Linked DNA regions of Homo sapiens: regions 2 and 3 are each linked to region 1. A link is a contact called in ENCODE Hi-C or POLR2A ChIA-PET data. All regions are on one chromosome and are shown on one strand. Each heading gives the region's core, a stretch centred on a gene start or an enhancer-like site at or near the end of the contact. The rest is flanking DNA. Distances are from core to core; before and after follow the strand shown. Region 1 holds the start of HARS2 (histidyl-tRNA synthetase 2, mitochondrial). Region 2 holds the start of FCHSD1 (FCH and double SH3 domains 1). Region 3 overlaps PCDHGA1 (protocadherin gamma subfamily A, 1).

Region 1 (3,170 bases), core at 202-2,701:
TTTTTTTTTTTTTTCAGATAGAGTCTTACTCTGTCGCCCAGGCTGGAGTGCAGTGGCACGATCTCAGCTCCTGCAACCTCCGCCTCCCGGGTTCAAGCGATTCTCCTGTCTCTGCCTCCCGAGTAGCTGGGATTACAGGCACATGCCACCACGCCCGGCTAATTTTTGTATTTTTAGTAGATACGGGGTTTCGCCATACAGGTCAGGCTGGTCTCAAACTCCTGACCTCAGGTGATCCACCCCCCTTGGCCTCCCAAAGTGATGGGATTACAGGCATGAGCCACTGTGCCCGGACAAAAAAATAATAATTTTTAATAAGGTAGCACTGGTTATCAGGTTTAGAGAGAGGAAAACTGTAACTTGAAGACAAGGGAACCAGCTCAAGGACACAGAACAAGCCTGTGGAATGATAAGATATGGATTTCTTGAATGAGCTAAAAAACTCAGACTGATAAGATGCTGTGATTGAATATCAATAAAAGATCTGTGCCCTATTGTTCACGATAGCACAAAGCATCTGCTAAGAGAGCATTAGAATCTTTCCGAAGTAAGGCAAAACTTAATCAGTGACATTACCAGCACGCTGTATGCCCTTCCAAAAATAGAGGATGTGGTGGTTCCATACTATGGCGATTATCTGCCCTAAGAGAAGTCCAAGTTCAAGTACACAATCCCTTATCTGCAATTCCAAAATCCAAAACTCTCTGACATCTGAAAATGTTTTTCTGAGATTCATTTTGAGGTAAATTCTAAGATGAACTCAGTCTACTTCTGATCTTTAGTCATCTCATTTACTAGGAATATTCATATATTTCGCTTAAAAATGTTACTGTTTGAGTCCAAGAGTTTCAGGAAAAAGTGTGGATATGAATTAAAATACTCCCTTACTACATATCCGTGTATAAGTCATTCATTTAATCTTGCAGCCTCCGTTTCCTCAACTGCAGAATGGAAATCAAAACTCCAACCTCTCAAGATTGCTCCAAGGATTAAATGACCAGGCATCCAAATCGCTTAGTTCAGTGTCAGTACATAGTGGGCACTCGATAAAAACCGATTGTAACACTACTGGAATACAGGCCGCGAGGCTATGCGTTCAGATCTGGAGACCCTGCTGGGACAGACCAGAGATAATTCTGTCTCGCTCACCTGGCTTTGGCAACGGACCGCCCCGGTGCACGAAGCGCAGGGCGGTCGCAGGAGCTGGCTGAGCAGCGAAGCCCAGGCCCTCCTGGGAAGAAGTCCGAGCAGGGGCATCGCGCGGCAGGACGCCGGCTTTCCGGGACAGGAACAAAAGGCCTGGGAAGGAGGCGGGTCAGACACCAGGAAGGGTGGAGGGCACTGCAAAGGCGGAACCCGCGCACCAGGGAAAACTCGGGCGTTTGCGCACCTCACTAGTCACGAAGGCTGAGGTGGGATCCTCCCAAGTTCCCTTAGTAGCCAGCTTCGGCACTTCCGGGAGGAGCCGGAAATAATTTTTGTGCTCGGCGGAGGCTCTCTAGGCGTGCGACCCAGCGACTCGATAGCCGGAAGTCATCCTTGCTGAGGCTGGGGCAACCACCGCAGGTCGAGACAGCAGGCGGCTCAAGTGGACAGCCGGGATGGCAGAGCGTGCGGCGCTGGAGGAGCTGGTGAAACTTCAGGGAGAGCGCGTGCGAGGCCTCAAGCAGCAGAAGGCCAGCGCCGAGCTGGTGAGATTTAGGCAGCAGGGGAGAGGGCCAAGGCAAAGCCTGGGAGGACGTAAAGCCAGGGTGTTCGGGACATAGGGTAGAGATGTGAGGGAAGCGACCAGTCTTGTAGGGAGGAGAGTGGGCTGCGTGGGGAGACATCCGGGGTGGGTCCCGAGAGAAACAAAGCTAGGCCTGAGCAGAGAGATGTGATGAGGGAGGAATATTGAATGAATGGCGGGGGAGGGAGGAGAGTGACAGATGGATAGCTCAGCGCCTTCTTTCCCTCCACAGATCGAGGAGGAGGTGGCGAAACTCCTGAAACTGAAGGCACAGCTGGGTCCTGATGAAAGCAAACAGAAATTTGTGCTCAAAACCCCCAAGGTAATATCATTCCTGTAGGGAGCCACTGAGAAAGTCTCTAACTCTACTCACGGGGCGCTTATGTCTGCCTCCCTAAACCAGGTCATTGAGGAGGATCTGAAATGCTGCAGAGGAGAGGACAGTCGCTCTGGGCGCTGGGCTGGACTGGACTCTACCTGAGTCATTCTGGGATGGCAAAGTGATGGCAGAAACTAGGCCAGCTGGGTGATCAGGGGAGTCAGCCTGCTGCTGCTACTCCTTCGTTCATTCAATAAATGTGTATTTAGCGCTATGTCTCTAGCACTATACAAAGCACTGAATATATACCATGGTGGACAATATAGCCTACCCTCATGGAGCTTACATTCTACTGAAGGAGAGAGACTTAGAACAAATAATCCCACACAGATTTTTTTGTTTTTTTTTTAAACAGAGTATCCTCTGTTGCACAGGCTGGAGTGCAGTGGCACATCTTGGCTCACTGCAGCCGCTGCCTCCTGGGTTCAAGCGATTCTCCTGCTTCAGCCTCCTGAGTAGCTGGGACTACAGGTGCCCACCACCATGCCCAGCTAATTTTTGTATTTTTAGTAGAGACGGGGTTTCACCATATTGGCCAGGATGGTCTTGAACTTCTGACCTCAAGTGATCTGCCCGCCTCAGTCTCCCAAAGTGCTGGGATTACAGACGTGTGCCACCGCACCCGGCCACCACATGTGGTTATGTAATTACATATTGTGAAAAATGATATAAAGAAATTAAGGTTGCTCTGAGAAAAATAAGGGAGAACTGGGGAGTCTGAGAAAGGCTAACTGAGGAAGTGATATACTAACTGATCTAATGAATGAGTAGGAGATAGCCAGAGGACAAGTGTGACAAAGATAGGTCCAGGTAGAGTATGGAAACCCTAAAGTGGGAAAGAACTTTGGTAGTTTTGAGGAACTAGAGGATGATCTACATGGCTAGAACTAAGTTAAGGAGAGTAGAGTGGAATGAGGTTGGAGATTCTGAGCTCATCCTCCAGTTCAGTTCCACTTTCTGTAAGTTCTATAAACAGAACTGTTTACCCCTTCATCTAGGTGCTCTTGGCACTTCATACATATTTGTTATTACACCAACTTTAAGTAGTTATTTATGTCGTTT
Region 2 (3,170 bases), core at 478-2,977, 960 kb before region 1:
CCCAGCACTTTGGGAGGCTGAGGGGGATGGATTACCTGAGGTCAGGAGTTTGAGACCATCCTGGCAAAGATGGTGAAACCCTGTCTCTACTAAAAATACAAAATTAGCTGGTTGTGGTGGCACGTGCTTGTAATCCCAGCTACTCGGGAGGCTGAAGCAGAAGAATCACTTGAACCTGGTAGGTGGAGGTTGCAGTGAGCCGAGATTGCACCATTGCACTCCAGCCTGGCAACAGAGCAAGACTCCATCTCAAAAAAAAAAGAGTGATTGTGGAGATGGTCTTTGGATGGGTGGATGGGGAAGGCATCTGTGAAGAGTTGCAAAGTAAGGGAAAGAAGCTGTTGGAGGCGACAGATGGAACGCTGGAAGGAGGAGATTCTGGAGAAAGAAAGCAGGCATGAAGAACTCTGCATTGGAAGGGACTTGGTCTACTGAGGGAACAGCAAAGAGGCTGGAGCACAGTGAGCAGACAGTGGGAGGAGAGTACAGGCTGAAGTAAGAAAGACCAGCAGGGTCTTCCATGCGTAGCCTTGAAGGCCATGGATTCTATTTGGATTTTATTCTGAAGCAAGTGCATTTTAAGCAAGTAAATTATGAGATCTTATTTCCCTTTAAAAAAGAAAAAAAAGGTTGATCACTCTGAGTGCTGTGTGAACAGTGGGTTGGGGTGAGGGCAGTGTGGAAGCAAGGAGATCAGATATTAGACCAGAAGTCTAATAATGGGGGCTTGGACTAGGATGGTGGTCTTGGAAATTGAGGGAAGTGGATCAAGAGGTTTTTGTTTGTTTATTGTTGTTTGAAATAGAACCTGTAGGACTTACTGATGGATAGAATGTAGGGGTAGGAGAAGGCACATTGACTCTGGGTTTCTGACTTAACTGACTGGAGGAAATGCGGTGCCATTTAAAACGTTACGGGGGGAGGATCAGGTTGAAGGAGGTTTAAAAGCTTTAAAAGTTGAGGTTCCTATTAGATATACTAGCAGAGGTGTCAGTGGGGAGTTGGAATGTGAATCTGGAGTTTTGAGACATGTCAGGGGTACTGGGACAGGTGCCTGAGCCAAAGAAGCTTAGGTGAGGAGGATGAGGAATTGGGGAGAGGCTCCTCAGGAAGCAGTGCTAGGGCTGGAAGATCCTAAAGGTGGCAGGGGCTTCCTGCGCATCTCCCAGCTCTCGCCGACTCACTGGTATCGTTTAGTTTTCAGTGGGGCCAAGTCTTTTTCCCTTTGGGCCTGGTTCCTTCCTGGATCCAGGCATCTTTCTCACCCCGCTCACGCTGGCTTTTCCAGTTAAGCGGGAATTAGGAAAAGGTCTGGGACCAGCCCTCTCTTCGTCAGATGCATCTTTGCTCAGGTGCCCAGTGACTCAGTTTCCCTGGTCACACACTGAATTCCTCTCCATTCCTCATCATTAGCTCGGGGACTGGGGATCTACATATGCAAATGAATAATTATCAATAATTACAGGCTGAATCAGTGGTTACACTACAAATAGAACTTAGGCGTCTTGACTCAGATGCCTGGGGTTCTTCCCACCGCCCAGCGGACGCTGCGTCCGCCCCGCCCGCCCCGCCACCCGGACCCTGCCGGCGTATTCGCAGCAGTAACAGGTTTAGTTTCTCGGTGGCCCCCTCTCGCTTCCGCGCCCTGCGACGTCGCCGGACAAGTCGTGGGCGGGCAGAGGGCGGGGCCTGACCTGGCCTGGGGCGGGGCTCCATAGTGGGCGGGGCTTCCTCCAGTTCCGGAGTCCAGTGGCTGACCGCCTTGCTGGAGCGGAGATGCAGCCGCCGCCCCGAAAAGTGAGCTTGGCCCTGAATGGGGACTCCTGGCGGGCTGGGGGAACGGAGGGAGCTAAGGGGGCATCCGACTTGTGGTAGGAGACGGGAAGTCGGAAGGGGTCAGACCCCAAACCAGAAGTAACAGAGGAAAGAGCTCAGCACCCCCCCGGCCCCGCCCCCTCACCGCTCCCTGCGCGGAGTGTTTTTTAGGTCCTTGCGCTGGGGTCTTCATCCTCTCTTTGCCCCCACAGGTGAAGCCGGCCCAGGAGGTGAAGCTTCGCTTCCTGGAACAGCTGAGCATCCTTCAGACCTGGCAGCAGAGGGAGGCGGATCTGCTGGAGGACATCAGGTAGCTCCCCCAACCCCCTTCATTTACACTCACCTTCGTCGTTGTGCGCCACTTCTCCCCAATATACATGTGCTGGGGTGGAGGAACAGGGGCCAAGAGCTCCCCAGCCGACCCATCCACAGCCCTCACCCTAGGCCTGGCCTCTCCAGATACTGGATAGGAATGCTCCCCCACCTAACCCCTCCCAACCCCCTCCCACCCACATAAACACACAGGAACCCTCCCTCAAAGCCCTTGACTCCACACCACTGCCCCCAACCCCACAATCAACCTTAGGGCAGAATCCCTCTCCCTCTTCCAGACCTGTTGGAAGGCTGGCAGACATCGTACCCAGGCCCCCATCAGTCTTCACCTCTAAGCCTACAGATGAACCTCTGGGGTGGGGAGGATCCTGCTGGGGCCCGGGGCAGTAAGGTGAGGGTTTCCTGTGTTGCAGCTGCCCGAGGTGATCTCAAGGACTCCCATCAGTCCCATTCCCTCTGGGTGTAGTTACACTCTAGGAACCTGGCTCCCCCCAACCGCTCCCTCCTGCCCAGAGTAGAGGACTGAGGATGGGAGAACAGGACCAAACATAACCTTATCCCCCACCTCACCCCCGACCTGCAATCTCCGCAGATCCTACAGCAAGCAGAGGGCAGCCATTGAACGGGAGTATGGGCAGGTATGGGACTTTTCTCTGGACCTTACCTCTTGTTCCAGCCTCTCTTATATCACCAGTAATGTCTGTCCATACCTATCCCTATTGTGGTCAAGAGCAGATGCCTAGAGTCAAGCAGACTGGTGTCAGATCCCTGCTGTGTAATTATAGCCATGTGACCTTGGACAAGTTACTTAACCTTTCTTGACCTCAGTTTCTTTCTCTGTGAAATGGGAATAATAATAATACCTTACCTTCATGTAGGGTTGTTGTAAGGATTAAACAAATTAATGACTATAAGGCATTTAGCAAAGCAAGTGGCACATAATGTACCCAAAGAATGGTATGATTATACTCTGATGTCATATTCTGCCAGTTGGGGTGGGTCTTTGAAAGGGAACTTGGTTC
Region 3 (3,170 bases), core at 214-2,713, 820 kb before region 1:
TCCATCCCCAGCTAGGAAGAAAGAATGGCACTCTTGGGCTTGGCCCAGAATTAGAGTTATTAGAGCAAGAGAGAGCTTAGGAAGCATGAGGGCAACTATAGTGAGGCCTTATTGCCAGGAGGGAGGGTTTTGGTTGCTGGCGCTTGTGTATAAAGGGGCAAGAGCAGCTCCTTTGGACTATTCCTGGGAGGACTCTGATGCAGGGCGTCTGTTGCTCCCCTGGGTCACCTCCTCCCTGCTCGCTGACATCTGGGGCTTTGACCCTTTCTTTTTTAATCTACTTTTGCTAAGATGCATTTAATAAAAAAAAAGAGAGAGAGAGAGAGGTGTGAGGGACAAAATGCAAACCTATTTCCCTTGCCTCATAGGCTTCTGGGATGTCATCACCTCCAGTTTGTTGGTTTTGTTTCCAACTGTTAATAAAGCATTGAAACAGTACTGCCTTACAGCTTCCTGTGTGAATTTCTGAGCTGTTTTCTTTTCACTCTAGTCCAGGCTCCTCTAGTCTTTCCTGCCTCAAATCCCTGGTTGACCTGACAAATCACTGTGAAAAAGCTAAAGGTGCCAGACACTTTACTTGGGCACAGGGCTAGAGATGATTAATACATGGTGGCTGCTGCCCCACCAGAGCTCACCTCAGGGCCGTTTGGCCACAGTAAAGGAGTGGGCGCCTGGTTCAGCTCCCTGACTCTTCCACATTGCTGCTACTTGGTTTGGAGCCCTTTTTTGGAACTCACTTGGAACCTTTCATGTTCCCAGATGTCACGCAAGGTTTCCTGGCAGTACCTGTGTCTCTTGCTGAGGGAAGCATCTGGCTCCCATTTTCTCATCCCCTCTGCTCTGTTGGTGGCCACAGACCACATTCCAGAGTAGAGGGGTTTACCCTGGGGTGGAAACCTGAGCCTGCCCAGCAGAGGTTGGGAGCCTGAGGTCATGCTCCAGATGACTTGCCACTTGGAGCCATACTTGTCTGAGCACGTTATGACCTGCACAAAAAAGCCAGACCAGCAATGAGCAGGCCCAGGATAGACAGGGAGAGGCCTGGAGAGGACCACAAACCCATTCGGGCGGGCTCTGGAACTGGAAATAAAAGCCTTTTAAATAGCCCTGGAGCCTGGGCAGCTGCCTCCTCAGTATGGCCTGAGGTGTGGGGATGGGTTGCCTGCCGCCTCCCTCCCGTCCCCCCGGAGGCCACGCCTTTCTGGTTCAGAGCTTTATAGGCACACATACCAATTAGGGGACAAACCACAGCTGCTCACGCGCTCTGCCAGTCTGCTGCTGTGCCTGGAATAGAACCCAGGCGCCCGGCACCCCGCCCCTCCGCAGCCTGGCTCTGAGTAACAAAACCCTGCTTCCATCTCAGCAACCGTGCACACCACCCTTCCTCCCACGCTAGAAAGTCGCCCCCAGATTCTTAAGTTGGAAGGTTTGGTTCCCATGACAACAGACTTGAGCTGGCAGAATGGGTGACCTGGCTCTGGGAGCCTCCGCAGCGCGGAGGAAGCCGCATACCCTTGCTGACCAGCCAGATAACCGCAGTGGCTCTGTCTTTGTGTTCTTGGGTCCTTCCGGGTAGTTCCCCTTTTAAGTCCCCCTTCACCCCCAGCTCCGTGTTTTTCTGCAGCTTCTCTGGCTGCAGCAACCTCGGAATCCCACAGTGCTTCGAGGAGGCAGGCGGAGGGGGCGGGGAGATGGGAGAGCAGGCGAGTGAGTGGAAAAGCACCGACAGGAAGGAGGGAGGGGAGCTGAGTCTGCGATGGATCTCATTTCCTGCACGTCCTTTCAGTCCCCTTGACCCCCGCAAGAAGAGGATGAGCCCTCCAATTTCTTAGGCTTCGCTACGGAGATGTCAGCGGGAAGGCGAATTCCAGATGGGGAAACTGAGGCTCGAGCTGCAGACTTGGCTTTGGAAGAATCACCTCCCGCATTCCCTCCCACTCCCGCGGCTTTCCCAAAACCCCTAGGCAGCGGGGGTGGGGGTGCGGGGGCAAAGGAGAGTCTACCCTCCTCCCGTGAAGCCCTCCGGGGCGCTTCGGGTAGGCAATTTTAGTCAGGAAGGGGCGGGAACTAACGAAACGTCCTCTCCCCTCTACCCAAGGCGTTTGCCCGGCGCCAACCCGCCCCCGCCCGCGCCGGGGTCTCCTCTTCTGCCTGGAGACAGCCGCAAGCTTAGACTGCACACTCCACTGCACACTGACACGCCGCACTCAGATCCCCACCCCCACAGCGGACCGATCACACAATGGCACACGGTACACAGATCCATAGGCACACAATCGCACACTGTCTCATAGGCACAACGGCATTGCAAGCATACACAACCATATTGCACAGTCACACACACACACGCAATTCGGAAACATCTAGACGCGCAATGACACAAAGTGGCCTCCCGATTCCGCCCTTCTTCCAGCACCCACCTCAGCTCATCACTTCATGCACACATGCCAGGAGCTTCCATCGCTTATACAGAAACGTTCAGCTTTTCAGAAGAAACGTTTTATTATTTTTTTGTCGAAGAAAAAAAGCCATATAAATATTAGAGTATAAAACTTGCGTGAGACACAGGAAGAGGGTGGGGTGGGAGCTACGTGACTATGCGAAGAGAAGCGCTTATAGGAGAAGTCAGTACGGGGGAGGGGGTCGCCTTAGCGCGTGGACACAGCACAAAACACAACACGGGCCGCCGCGGGCAGATCAAGGACAGACGGCTGCGCGGAGCCCGCCGCCCGCTGCCCACCCGCCATCACGTAAAAGCACACCGCACTACACTACTGGCTATTCTACACCAGCCGAAAGAGGGAGGGGGCGCTACACTACTGTAAGGGCAGGTCTGGGGTTCTCTGGCAGCCCCGCTGGATGGCCGGGGACCCAGGGGCAGAAGGGGGTGGGAGAAGAAGGTCTATGCACAAGGAGGCACTGGGGAACTTTAACCAGGCTATGGCCACTAGGGGGCGCACTGGGGACCTGGGCAGTGGCCTTCACGGAAGAGAAACGGCACCTGGCAAGGTGAAGGACTGAGGCTTCAGGAGGGCAGGGGCCCTGTTGAAGAAGCCCCATCCTGGGCTGAGACTTTCTGTTCATTTGGTCCCTGCCCTAGCTCCCTGCCTCCCCAACCCAGGGACTAAGAATGGCCTGGCTGGCCCACCCTTCCTGCTGGGGCTCCGCTG

Evidence for each region. Hi-C counts contacts between places; a loop is a spot of excess contacts on that map. ChIA-PET counts read pairs that join two places held with the same protein, here RNA polymerase II (POLR2A). Pooled maps may share reads with other maps.
Region 2: a loop to region 1 is called in a pooled map, with 2.8 times the contacts of the local background. The contact joins the promoter of FCHSD1 here to the promoter of HARS2 in region 1. A Hi-C loop is called at or near these places in 4 of 50 pooled maps. POLR2A ChIA-PET finds 5 or more read pairs at or near these places in 3 of 52 experiments (Caco-2, MCF 10A and activated T-cell).
Region 3: a pooled map shows a loop between it and region 1 (2.8-fold over the local background). The contact joins the enhancer-like site here to the promoter of HARS2 in region 1. A Hi-C loop is called at or near these places in 1 of 37 single-sample maps with no recorded cell type and 3 of 50 pooled maps. POLR2A ChIA-PET finds 5 or more read pairs at or near these places in 1 of 52 experiments (A673).

What each region holds. Positions count from the first base shown.
Region 1 is chr5:140,689,736-140,692,905 of GRCh38, reverse strand. HARS2 (histidyl-tRNA synthetase 2, mitochondrial) reads right to left here and starts at 1,451. Exons shown (of 13, transcript NM_012208.4): 1 at 1,150-1,451. The coding sequence starts at 1,257. HARS1 (histidyl-tRNA synthetase 1) reads left to right here and starts at 1,536. Exons shown (of 13, transcript NM_002109.6): 1 at 1,536-1,691; 2 at 1,962-2,051. The coding sequence starts at 1,602. RefSeq lists enhancers at 1,200-1,269, 1,350-1,439, 1,600-1,829 and promoters at 1,101-1,417, 1,482-1,508, 1,480-1,601, 1,151-1,601.
Region 2 is chr5:141,649,975-141,653,144 of GRCh38, reverse strand. It overlaps FCHSD1 (FCH and double SH3 domains 1), which reads left to right and starts at 1,727. Exons shown (of 20, transcript NM_033449.3): 1 at 1,727-1,797; 2 at 2,028-2,125; 3 at 2,741-2,786. The coding sequence starts at 1,777. RefSeq lists an enhancer at 3,127-3,170.
Region 3 is chr5:141,512,289-141,515,458 of GRCh38, reverse strand. It overlaps PCDHGA1 (protocadherin gamma subfamily A, 1), which reads right to left. Exons shown (of 4, transcript NM_018912.3): 4 at 2,484-3,170. PCDHGA2 (protocadherin gamma subfamily A, 2) reads right to left here. Exons shown (of 4, transcript NM_018915.4): 4 at 2,484-3,170. PCDHGA3 (protocadherin gamma subfamily A, 3) reads right to left here. Exons shown (of 4, transcript NM_018916.4): 4 at 2,484-3,170. PCDHGB1 (protocadherin gamma subfamily B, 1) reads right to left here. Exons shown (of 4, transcript NM_018922.3): 4 at 2,484-3,170. It also overlaps PCDHGA4, PCDHGB2, PCDHGA5, PCDHGB3, PCDHGA6 and PCDHGA7, and 14 more genes. Among named protein-coding and RNA genes, the nearest start is that of PCDHGC5, 25 kb to the right of the region's middle. RefSeq lists enhancers at 48-673, 645-894, 674-1,299, 1,635-1,754, 1,300-1,925. Within about 2 kb of position 1,463, at least 33 of the 41 ENCODE cell types and tissues checked have a DNase peak (open chromatin) inside an H3K27ac peak, as active enhancers do; they include A673, where a contact is called at or near this core.